Regions from separate parts of the Homo sapiens genome. Here region 2 is linked to region 1. The links are chromatin loops, found by intact Hi-C in ENCODE. Cell type or tissue: PC-3. All regions are shown on one strand.

Region 1 (5,000 bases):
GGGCAAACCTGAGACTTCCAGAACAAACGCGGGACCACAGCAGAAACCCCACTGTCCTAGTGGTATCCTCTTTTGTCTGAATCTTTTTAAGTTCTGGGAGGGAGTAATAGATCTTTGCAGTCAGAGCTAGGTACCCAAATGTATTAGTTTTTTAGGGCTGCTGTAACAAGCTAAAAAAAAAAACTGGGTTTCTCACAGTTTAGGAGGCTCAAAGTCCTACATGTGACTACATCAATCTTGTTTCTGCCTCTGTCTTCACACAGCTGTCTTCCCTCTGTGTGTCTTCCTCTCCTTGTGAGGACATCATTCAATTTAGGGCCCATACTAATCCGGTATGACCTCATCTTAACTTGATTATACCTACAAACATTCTATTTCAAAATAAGGTCACGTTCACAGGTGCCAGGGTTAGGACTTCAACGTATTTTTTGGGGAGGGGACACAATTTAACCATAATACCTTTGGCCCGGTGCGGTGGCTCACACCTGTATTCCCAACACTTTGGGAAGTCGAGGTGGGCAGATCACTTGAGGCCAGGAGTTTGAGACCAGCCTGGCCAACATAGCGAAACCCCGCCTCTGCTAAAAATACAAAAATTAGCTGGGCTTGGTGGCGTGTGCCTGTAATCTCAGCTACTCGGGAGGCTGAGGCAGGAGAATCGCTAGAACCTGGTAGGAGGTTGCAGTGAGCCGGGATCGTGCCACTGCACTCCAATCTGGGCGACGGAGGGAGACTCTGTCTCCAAAAAACAATAAAACAAAAACAAACAAACAAACAAAAAAACCAACACAACACCCATGGTAGGCTATATGTCTGGGAAAAGCTTTTCTTCAGCAGGGATGGAGGACAGGGACTTGGAGTCCTATCTAAGACTGGATGCTGAAATCCTTGAAATCCTGGGAGCTGGGGAAAGGTCACCCCAAATTCCAAAGCTTCAGTGGTTCTCCACTGTGCTGACTTTCAGCTAGAAACTAGAATTCACCTTTGGGAGCAGACTATTCTTTTGCTTTGAGAAAAATACATGATTGCCCTTTTGTTTATGCAAAGTGAAGCAACTATTCTGTTCTGAATGATGGTGGCTCAAGATAAAGGGACCTGTGTGATAATCTCAAGGCTGATCTTCACAAGTGGCAGGTTTGCATCTTGCAGAGTTTTTCAGGGGAAGGAGTTGGGCGTCGTTTCCGAGTAGGGTAAACATGGTTTCAAGTACATTCCCATTGCTTGTGGTGGAGATGGGAGAAGTGGGTGATGGATGGAAGTTACAGGCCCTGCAATTTGGAGCCCAGCTGAAGGCTAAGGAGAGGTCTACCCTGAAACTCACAGTAGTGTGCTGGAACTAGCTCTATGGACTTGTAAGAGCCGATTGTAAAATTTTCAGGAATTTTGCAAGCTGGTTGATAAACATGGCCATCATTTAAAACTAAATTATAGGCTGGGTGTGGCAGCTCACGCCTATAATTCCAGAACTTTGGGAGGCCGAGGCAGGAGGATTGCTTGAGGCCAGGAGTTCAAGACCAGCCTGGGTGGGAGAGAAAGTCCCTGTTTCTACAAAAAATTCAAAAAGAATGATTGACGTTGGGCTCAGGGATGGTGGTGGCACACACCTGCTCGAAAGGCTGAGGCAGGAGGATTCCTTGAGCCCAGGAGTTGGAGGCTGCAGTGAGCCATGATTGCATCACTGCACCCCAGCTTGGGTGACAGAGTGAGACCTTGTCTCTAAAAAAAAATTAAATTAAAACTAAATTATATACGTTTACAATTAAATAAATTATATTAAAAACAGAGGTCATAAATACTCAGAGTTCATTGCTTGATAATTATTTTACTACATTTTCTCTCATCAGTGCTCTTGAGGTCTATTGCACCAGTCCGAGGAAAATACAATATAAACATGTGCTATTGTGCATCTCTTCCCAACTCCATTCAATAACATCACAGCCGGGAGCTTGAAATCACAGGAATTGCAAACGCTAGGGCTCAGCCCCTCCAGCAGGTGGCTAAATGTTTACCAGCACCCCACGGCCAGACAGAGATGCTGCTGACTCTAGAGTTGTGGGCTGTCCAGTGCTATTTGCCTTTTCTGTGCTGGGGAAGGGTAAACAGGAAGCAGGGTGTGAATCAGCATGGAAGAGCACAGCAGCCTGGAGAAGCAGGTGACAAGGTGGCAAGGGTGAAGTAGGGAAGGTGGAGTGCAGCCCAGCCCGGGATTTATAGGATTGACACTGCTGAGGATTTACAGACCACAGAGGCTCTGTGCTGGCAACTGAGCACTTTTGACTCAACTCTGTACCAAGGGCCCCAGAATAAAAAAGAACCTGTAAACATGGCTTGAAGAGTCTCAGAAACAGCCTGAGAATGGGACCCAAGTCAGCACTGGGTTTCTTGTCCTCCCACAGGAAGGGGGCTCCACCTGTTGTCTCCAGGGAGACTGATAAGGTCTAAGGTCTAGAGAATTAATACAGTCTCTTCTCTAGGCTTTCTCTAATACCAGAGCATGCCCAGGGGATATTCTCCAAGGGGAGTGCCATTCATAGCCTCTCCTAAAGTTACGTGTCCACAAAATATGTAGCTCATGAACTGGGGCTCCACAAAACACACTTTGGAAAGTTCTGCATTAGACACCTGGGCATCATGCAAATCTACCCAGCCAGCCCAGCACTTTCCAGCCTATTCCAGTGCAGTGATCCATAAAGAAGGAAGTGCCTGTTATTTTCTCACACATGGTTATGCTCAAATGGACCCCTCCCTTAGAACACTTCCTCATCACTCCACCATCCCTCAAAATGGGAAGAACTCTTTTTTGAATGATTTAATAATGAAGAGCAAACTTCAGAACATTGACATCACCATCATGTGGCCAGAAAGCGTCAGTGAGGGCTAGGCTGCTAGATTTAGCAAATAAAACTACAGGATGCCCAGTTAAGTTCGAATTTAGGATAAGCAAAGGATGACTGTTAGTATATATGTAGGTCCTATGCAATATTTGAGACATATAAATACTAAGAAAGTACTAGCTCTTTATCTGAGAATTTAACTGGGCATCTTGGATTTTCTTGGCAATGCTGGTGAGGGTAGGATTTTTAAGGAATGCTGTCAGGTCTTTGGGGAGGCTATTGTGGGGTAGTGGGAAGAGAACAAGCTTTGGAGTCAGGTCTGGAGGGACTTTGAGTTTGGCCACTACAATAGCAACATGAGCAAGTTACTTAACCTCTCTGACCTCCAGGTTCCCCAGCTATAAGTACCTGTGGGAGATCATATCTCATTCATAAGATGGCTGATAGGATTAAATTTGAAAATTTATGAAACAGACTCTAGTGCAATGATCAGCACATAGTAGTTAAGTTTAACTAATGTTAGTCCCATTCTCTCCTCCTACTGTTCTCTTTTATTTGGGGTCAATCATTGAGGACACAAATAATTTTGCTGGAATCCTGGAGGCTATAGTGAACAGTACTGCGTCCTGCAAAGTTTTCATCTTTTACCTTTCTGTTTCTATGGGGCTTCAGTAGTTTCCAATCAAGGACCTAAATCACAGCTTCTCATTCTTCCCTGCACAGCCCTCAGGCCTGAGGACCTCAAGAGAGACATCTAGAAGCCATTCTAGGGAAACTAAGCCCACAGCCCCGGTCTATCTGATAATTCAAACATTCAACAATGCTGCTAAGGACAATTAGCAAAAGCCTGCACAGAAGTCTCTGTGTTTTGTTTGTAAAGTGCTGAGTTTACAAATAGTGTTGACTTGGCTTGTGAACCGCTGCTGGACAACAGGCCAAAGAGGGCAGAGGAGTCCTACCCCAAGTGGCTCTCCTCCTCTGTGTCTTCCGCTGTCACACTGTTGCTGAACGAACACATTTTATTTTCAATTTCCTAGGCGAATGAAGAACTGTAAAACTGACGCTCCAAACACAGTGAACACCTGAAGCTATGAGTACTAGTCTTTATATTGGTTTACGTAATTATTTTTGTAACAGTGTTAATTCTCTAATTATGTTCCATTTGGACAATGCTAATGATTTAAAATTAGTTTGTAGCATGTTTGTACTGAGTAGAAAACAAAATCGGTTGGATTGGGCAGTGAAGGGAGTTATAGGGAAATTTGGGGCAACTCAGTATTCTAAATTGGCTGTGCGTCATTCTGAAAGAAGATAATCCATATGCATCATGTAGACCAATAACTTTTAAAAAACCATTTCCTGGAAGAGAAATGAGAACAGTCCAAGGCTGCCATTGTTCTAATTATGGGTTTGCTTTTTCCCAGAGCACAGGAATCTTTACATTCATTTCAAAACAGCACTAAGAAGTGGAAAGCTTTCTTTTAATGACAATGCAAGCTCATTTGAATGTTTAAAAACACTTCTTGAACACAGAACCAATTGCTATCCTACCTACTGCTTTGGTATCAAGGATGTTGATTGTAAAAGTCTTAATTAAATGATAAGAGGGAAAAAGTCATCATGTAAGAGTGCAATTACCCAGAAGCATACTTTATCTCATTATTAACTTCTTTGGATAGATCTAAAACCTATAGAAGCTGTGCTTTTAGGAAAACAAACAAATAAAACAAACTTCTTATCATTAGCAACTATTTTAAACTGCTTATAGAGTCAGTCTGTGGCCAACACCAAATGCCGGGGGGATGCGGAGCCATTGGCTCTTCCATGCATTGCTGTGTTGTAAACACACATGCTGTGGTCTGAATGTCCGTGTCTTCCCAAATTCATATTTTGAAACCTAATCACCAAGAAGATGGTATTAGGAGGTGGGGCCATGAGGTGGGAGGAGCCCTCATGAATGGAATTAGTGTCCTCATAAAAGAGGCCCAGAGAGCTGTCTTGCCCTTCTGCCATGTGAGGGTACAGCAGGACTTTGCCAGTCTGCAACCCAGAAGAGGGCCCTCACCACAACTCGGCCAGGCTGGCACCCTGATTTTGGACTTAGCCTCCAGGATTGTGAGAAATACATTTCTACTGTTTATAAGCCACCTAGCCTACGGTATTTTG
Region 2 (5,000 bases), 120 kb after region 1:
TCACCTCAATCTGTTCCCAAAACAACCTTTAATTGTTATTTGGGGGCCATTATGAGAAGAAAATTCATTTTTTCCTCTTGAACAACTCCTACAAATTTGATAGGTAGGTATCTATTCTACAATAAAACTGTCAAATAAAATGGAAGGGTTATTTTTAGATATTCTTGAAAATTCTAGAAAGAGAAATTAAGATATTGACACTATGTTTAATTTGAAAAATAACTATAGTCCCAGAATTACTGAAAAAAGATTCCGAAGAATCAACAAAATAATTGGAGCAGATCCTATAAGAATCCAGATGGATTCTTCCCAGATTATCATGAGTCTTTCTTTTGAATATACATAGAAAGGTCAAATCATGCTCTAGAAAAGTTTTAACTATATGACACGGCACACAGCAAGGACCCATTTAATGCAACAACACTGCACACACCAAAGACCCGTTTAACATGACAACATATCAAATACCCATTTAACTTGACAACATGGCACACACCAAAGACCCATTGCCTGTTGAGCCTATCCTTTAATCCAGCAGCCAAGAGTTGGTCTCCTTGCCTCAGAGCAACTACAGCCTCGAAAAGTCAAAGCACCTTCAGAGTTCCTACCTAGAATCACCTGTAAATTTGACACTGCAACATGTGGAACTATCCCTAGTGCTAACTAAAATATCAACTTTCTTCTGTTAGTTGGCTAATTATAAAGACACTTACCTAGTGAAAAAAAATGTCATGACTGTGTTTCTATAGTTTGATCAGTGTGCATGCCTTCAATCGATTTTTTGGACACTGCAGTCCAAATCCTGACTTAGTATTTTTTGTTGATGACTCTTATCTTAAAGAGTCATATGCCAGCCTGGATATGTAACAGTCTGCCGGAGAATAAAATAATGTACTAGAAACTAAACTGATTTAAGTGACCCAACTTGTGGCCCTCTCTAGAGCATGTCAAATTGCTAAAAATAAAAGAGCTATGATAACTGATATGCTTTTGGAGTCATAAGTTCTTAATGCTTTGATGCTATCCAAAGAAATTGTGGCCATAAATGTTGAGGCCCACAGTAAAAGAGACTCTGTAAAATCTAGAGAAAAAAGGCAGACAATTGTGGAAGATCATGTAGCAGATCAACAAGCTATGAATTAAAACAAAGTTATGTATCGTGCTGAATGGCATGCTAAGTGGAAGAAATGTCTGTTTTTCATAAGAACATGTCTAGAAACACACAAAAATTTCCTTAAAAATAAAAAATAAACTCTAAGGCAGCACAGTATTTAGCAATTAGCAGTTATTAAGAAATATTTCTAAAATAACTTGAAATTAAGTTTGAGTTACTCTTCATATGTCTTACAGCAATCAGTATACAGTATAAGACCATCTGTATACTTATACAGTATAAGACCATCCACTAGGGCGGGTGCGGTGGTTCACGCCTGTAATCCCAACACTTTGGGAGGCTGAGGCAGGCAGATCACCTGAGATCAGGAGCTGGAGACCAGCCTGGCCAACATGGCAAAACCCCGTCTCTACGAAAAATACAAAAATTAGCCGGGCATGGTGGTGGGCACCTGTAATCCCAACTACTTGGGAGGCTGAGGCAGGAGAATCACTTGTACCCAGGAGGCAGAGGTTGCAGTGAGCTGAGATCATGCCATTGCACTCCAGCTTGGGTGACAGAGCGAGACTCTGTCTCAAAACAAAATAATACAAAACCATCCACTAATATCAATACTGATTAATTCACAATAACTAACTTGTTTCATGTTTAGCTTTCAGTACACAAGAGTACACAAGGCTTTCAGTACACAAGGCTTTAACACATGACAAATGCACCAAAATTTTAATACATGACAAGGCCTCAGAGGAGTGTCTAGCTTTGATCTTACATTACAATTCAGGAAAAAGGTAGAAAAATGCAACTTACACTCATCTCGGAACCTGGGTTCTGCGTTAGGGCCAACTCTACCAAATGTTTTTATGATCTCTGTATGCAAAGAATGTTGGTCTTGATACTGAGGATCTTCCAGGAAAGAAGCCAACTGCATTTTCACTCTTTCCAGCAACTTAAAATTGGATATTGTACAGTCATTTCATAGAATATTGAAAACTGAGTAGTGTTGTTAAAGTGAAAGACACACATTAAACATGACTTAAAGCAGTGGATTAAAGCAACCTATAGTCCAATGACAGTAGAAATTTGGAATTAAATAAATAGTTATTTAATCTTTTGGCTCAGAGAAGGTTTCCTACTTTTGCTTATGCTTACAAATTCTTAATTAAAAAATACAAATATTCCTGAACAAATTATAACAACAAAAGAAAAAAAATCCCACCGTATTTAGGGAAAAGTAGGTAACTTTATGATTATTTTGTATCTAAATTATAATTCTTAAAACAAATCACACTGTAAGTTACCCAATTATTCACCTTCTGAAAGCAATGAGTCATTAATGACTTACATCTTACTCACATTTCCCTAAAAGACATTTTTATTTTAGGTTTTGAGAACATGTTGAAATTCTGCCAAGACTGCAAGCTTTGCAGAATGATGTGCTTTTCCTCTGTGGCTTCACCAGTGAAATATATAAGTGAAAAAATGGAAAATATTCTTTCTGTAACTAACAAAACTTTAGTTTTTGTCATGAAAAATCTATATGACAAAGGAGTTTTATTAAAACTTTTTTCTTTTGGGTAATATGTCCACAAATAATATATGTGCTAATCTACAGGGTTTTTTCATTTGTATAAGGACATATCCAATATAATAACAAAGAAATAAAAATCTGATATCAATTTTGAGAAGTGTCTTATAGTTAGTGTTGCAAATAGAATCTAAAAAACTTGAAATTAGTTTCAGAATTAAAATACACCTTTAAGAAGGAAGACCTTGGTGGTCTCCTGAAACAGGCATGACAGAGGGTCTGCCCAGAGATCTACTCTGCAACAAGAGGATACCAGTCTACTAAATCACTTTTACAGCTTCATACCAATGACACAGTTATCAGAATACAAGTGCCCTCTTGCCTTCATTTATAACTGAGATACATTTGTGTTCCTAATGATGTTATCTGGGAAAACAGTCCTCAAATCTGTGCAACACTGGCAATCAAGAATTTATGTAGATTGGCCAGAAGCCTACCGGGTAATAGAAGGCTTTGGAACTAGACCTGATTTGAAGGATTATTCAAAACTGCAACATCCAGCTCAGCTTACAATAGAACATCTAGCAAGCTTGTCCAATACACCTTATTTTGTTGTTGTTCTGTTTTGTTTTGTTTAAGGCTTTTAGCAGCCTGAAGCCGGGGTTTTTAGTTTCTGTCTCTAGTGATAAGTAGAAAAGAGGGAAGAGGAAGGGGCTTTACTGGCCCAATCAGAAAGAGAAACTAAGAACCCATGACTATATTCTCTCCCTTGGACATCCCTGAAAGCTTGGCCTATACTTAATGTTCTGACTGAGAGGAAAGACTAGAGATTTCCTTAGGATATGGAAATATACCTTGGTTAGGCTACCATGTTTTCACAGTGAGATCCTCCTCTGGCCTGTAACTAACTAGGGCACAAAATAAAAGGTAAGATGCTCCCTGCAGCCTACCACCAGATACATGTATCATGACCACATCAATATTACACAGACATAAATAAATTTCAATTATTCCTACCTCTCTTTGAATTACTGTTTCCATAATAGTGCCAAAGGCTGGAATTGTGGCAATCCTGACAGAGCTGTTAGAATTAAAACAGAAAGAAACTGAAGATTTGAGATGAACAACGAGTATTATTAAAATGTATATTAAAGTAAGTACAAGGTAAATATACTGTATTAGTCTCTAGCAATGACAAATTAAATAAATTTAAAAAAAGCAGACCAAGAAGAATGCTCAAAAAGACAGACAGGATAACTTAAGGTCGCAGTCTGTGAAACTCACAATTCAGGATCACTGGACAAGGTAACAAGGGCCGGAGCAACCCGCTTGTCAACTAACGCTTCACTCATGCCTCGAAGAGTCAGCTGTAAACCAGTCAACATGCAATAAAAAATGGTTTGGTAAACTGGAATAAGAACTGGGTTAGCTGTGACTGAGGATGGGCAGGCAGACTCATTGGCCTTTCTTGGTTTAGTCATCCACACGAGACATTAAAATGTTAGGCCATTGGTTCATGCTACTACACTTACTGGTAACAACCTGTTAGTGAGATTAGGAGAGCATCCCTTCTTGGCTTGAAAGAAACAGTCCATCAGCATATTTTAGGTTCTGGAAGTATTTATTGAGCACTAATGTTACTAATATATTTTTTCAATACGTGGCCTCCAAATTACACTTATGGTGAGGGTTGATTTAAAAAGAACCATGATATATAAAGAATAATGTGATAAAGTTTAAAATCAAATAAGCATAATCCAGTATTATTAATTTAAAGAGATTCTTCAATAAATTTAAGAGCTGATGGTTATTTCTTGACAGGCACATTTTGAAAGGGATGCCGAATATAAAAGGCAGGGATGACACTTACATTTCAGGGTCACTGGAGAGAGTAATGAGAGCAGGAACAACCCTCTGAGCTACCAGAGTTTCATTCACCCCCTTCACCAACAGCTGATTGGTCAGCACAGGGGGTATTCACAGGTGATGCACGGAAAGAGCAAACACAGTGCGCCACGGGAAGAAGGAAGGAACAACCAAGAGAAAGAGAGAAAACACAAAAGCAAAACCAAAATTAGAAGCTAAGCAAATACTGCTGCTAGAGTGCTTTACAAAGGCAGAGAATGCTTAGGAGGAAAATAAAGCTTAAGTAGCCTAGCGTCCATGAAAACAGATTTTGTCACCAGTTTAACAGCAGTTTGTACTTTTGGTCAAAGAGTCTAAGCAATTTCAATGTCCATCAAAATGCAACTGAAAAGAATACTTTTTTAGCTTGTTTGACACATATTGTGCTCTATGGTTAAAATTCTCAAAGTAAGGGTGGTATGCTTTTATCATGACCAACAGGGTACAAACTGGGCT

What was found. Peaks named below come from ENCODE experiments on the same cell type or tissue, not always from the same donor. Only the 100,000 strongest peaks of a DNase experiment are listed, where the experiment ranks them.
Region 2: it touches region 1 in a loop (4-fold over the local background); 2 of 110 quality-filtered maps call a loop at or near these places.

The regions. Positions count from the first base shown.
Region 1 is chr18:62,397,220-62,402,219 of GRCh38, reverse strand. No RefSeq gene overlaps it. Among named protein-coding and RNA genes, the nearest start is that of TNFRSF11A, 74 kb to the right of the region's middle. In PC-3, a CTCF peak has its summit at 2,004 (motif pointing right); a DNase peak (open chromatin) is centred at 2,089; H3K27ac peaks cover 1,732 bases.
Region 2 is chr18:62,279,366-62,284,365 of GRCh38, reverse strand. RELCH (RAB11 binding and LisH domain, coiled-coil and HEAT repeat containing) reads right to left here. Exons shown (of 29, transcript NM_001346231.2): 23 at 4,510-4,592; 24 at 3,657-3,720; 25 at 1,922-2,060. Among named protein-coding and RNA genes, the nearest start is that of TNFRSF11A, 43 kb to the left of the region's middle. In PC-3, no CTCF peak of the experiment used is centred here; DNase peaks (open chromatin) are centred at 1,985 and 2,495; H3K4me3 peaks cover 660 bases; H3K27ac peaks cover 1,700 bases.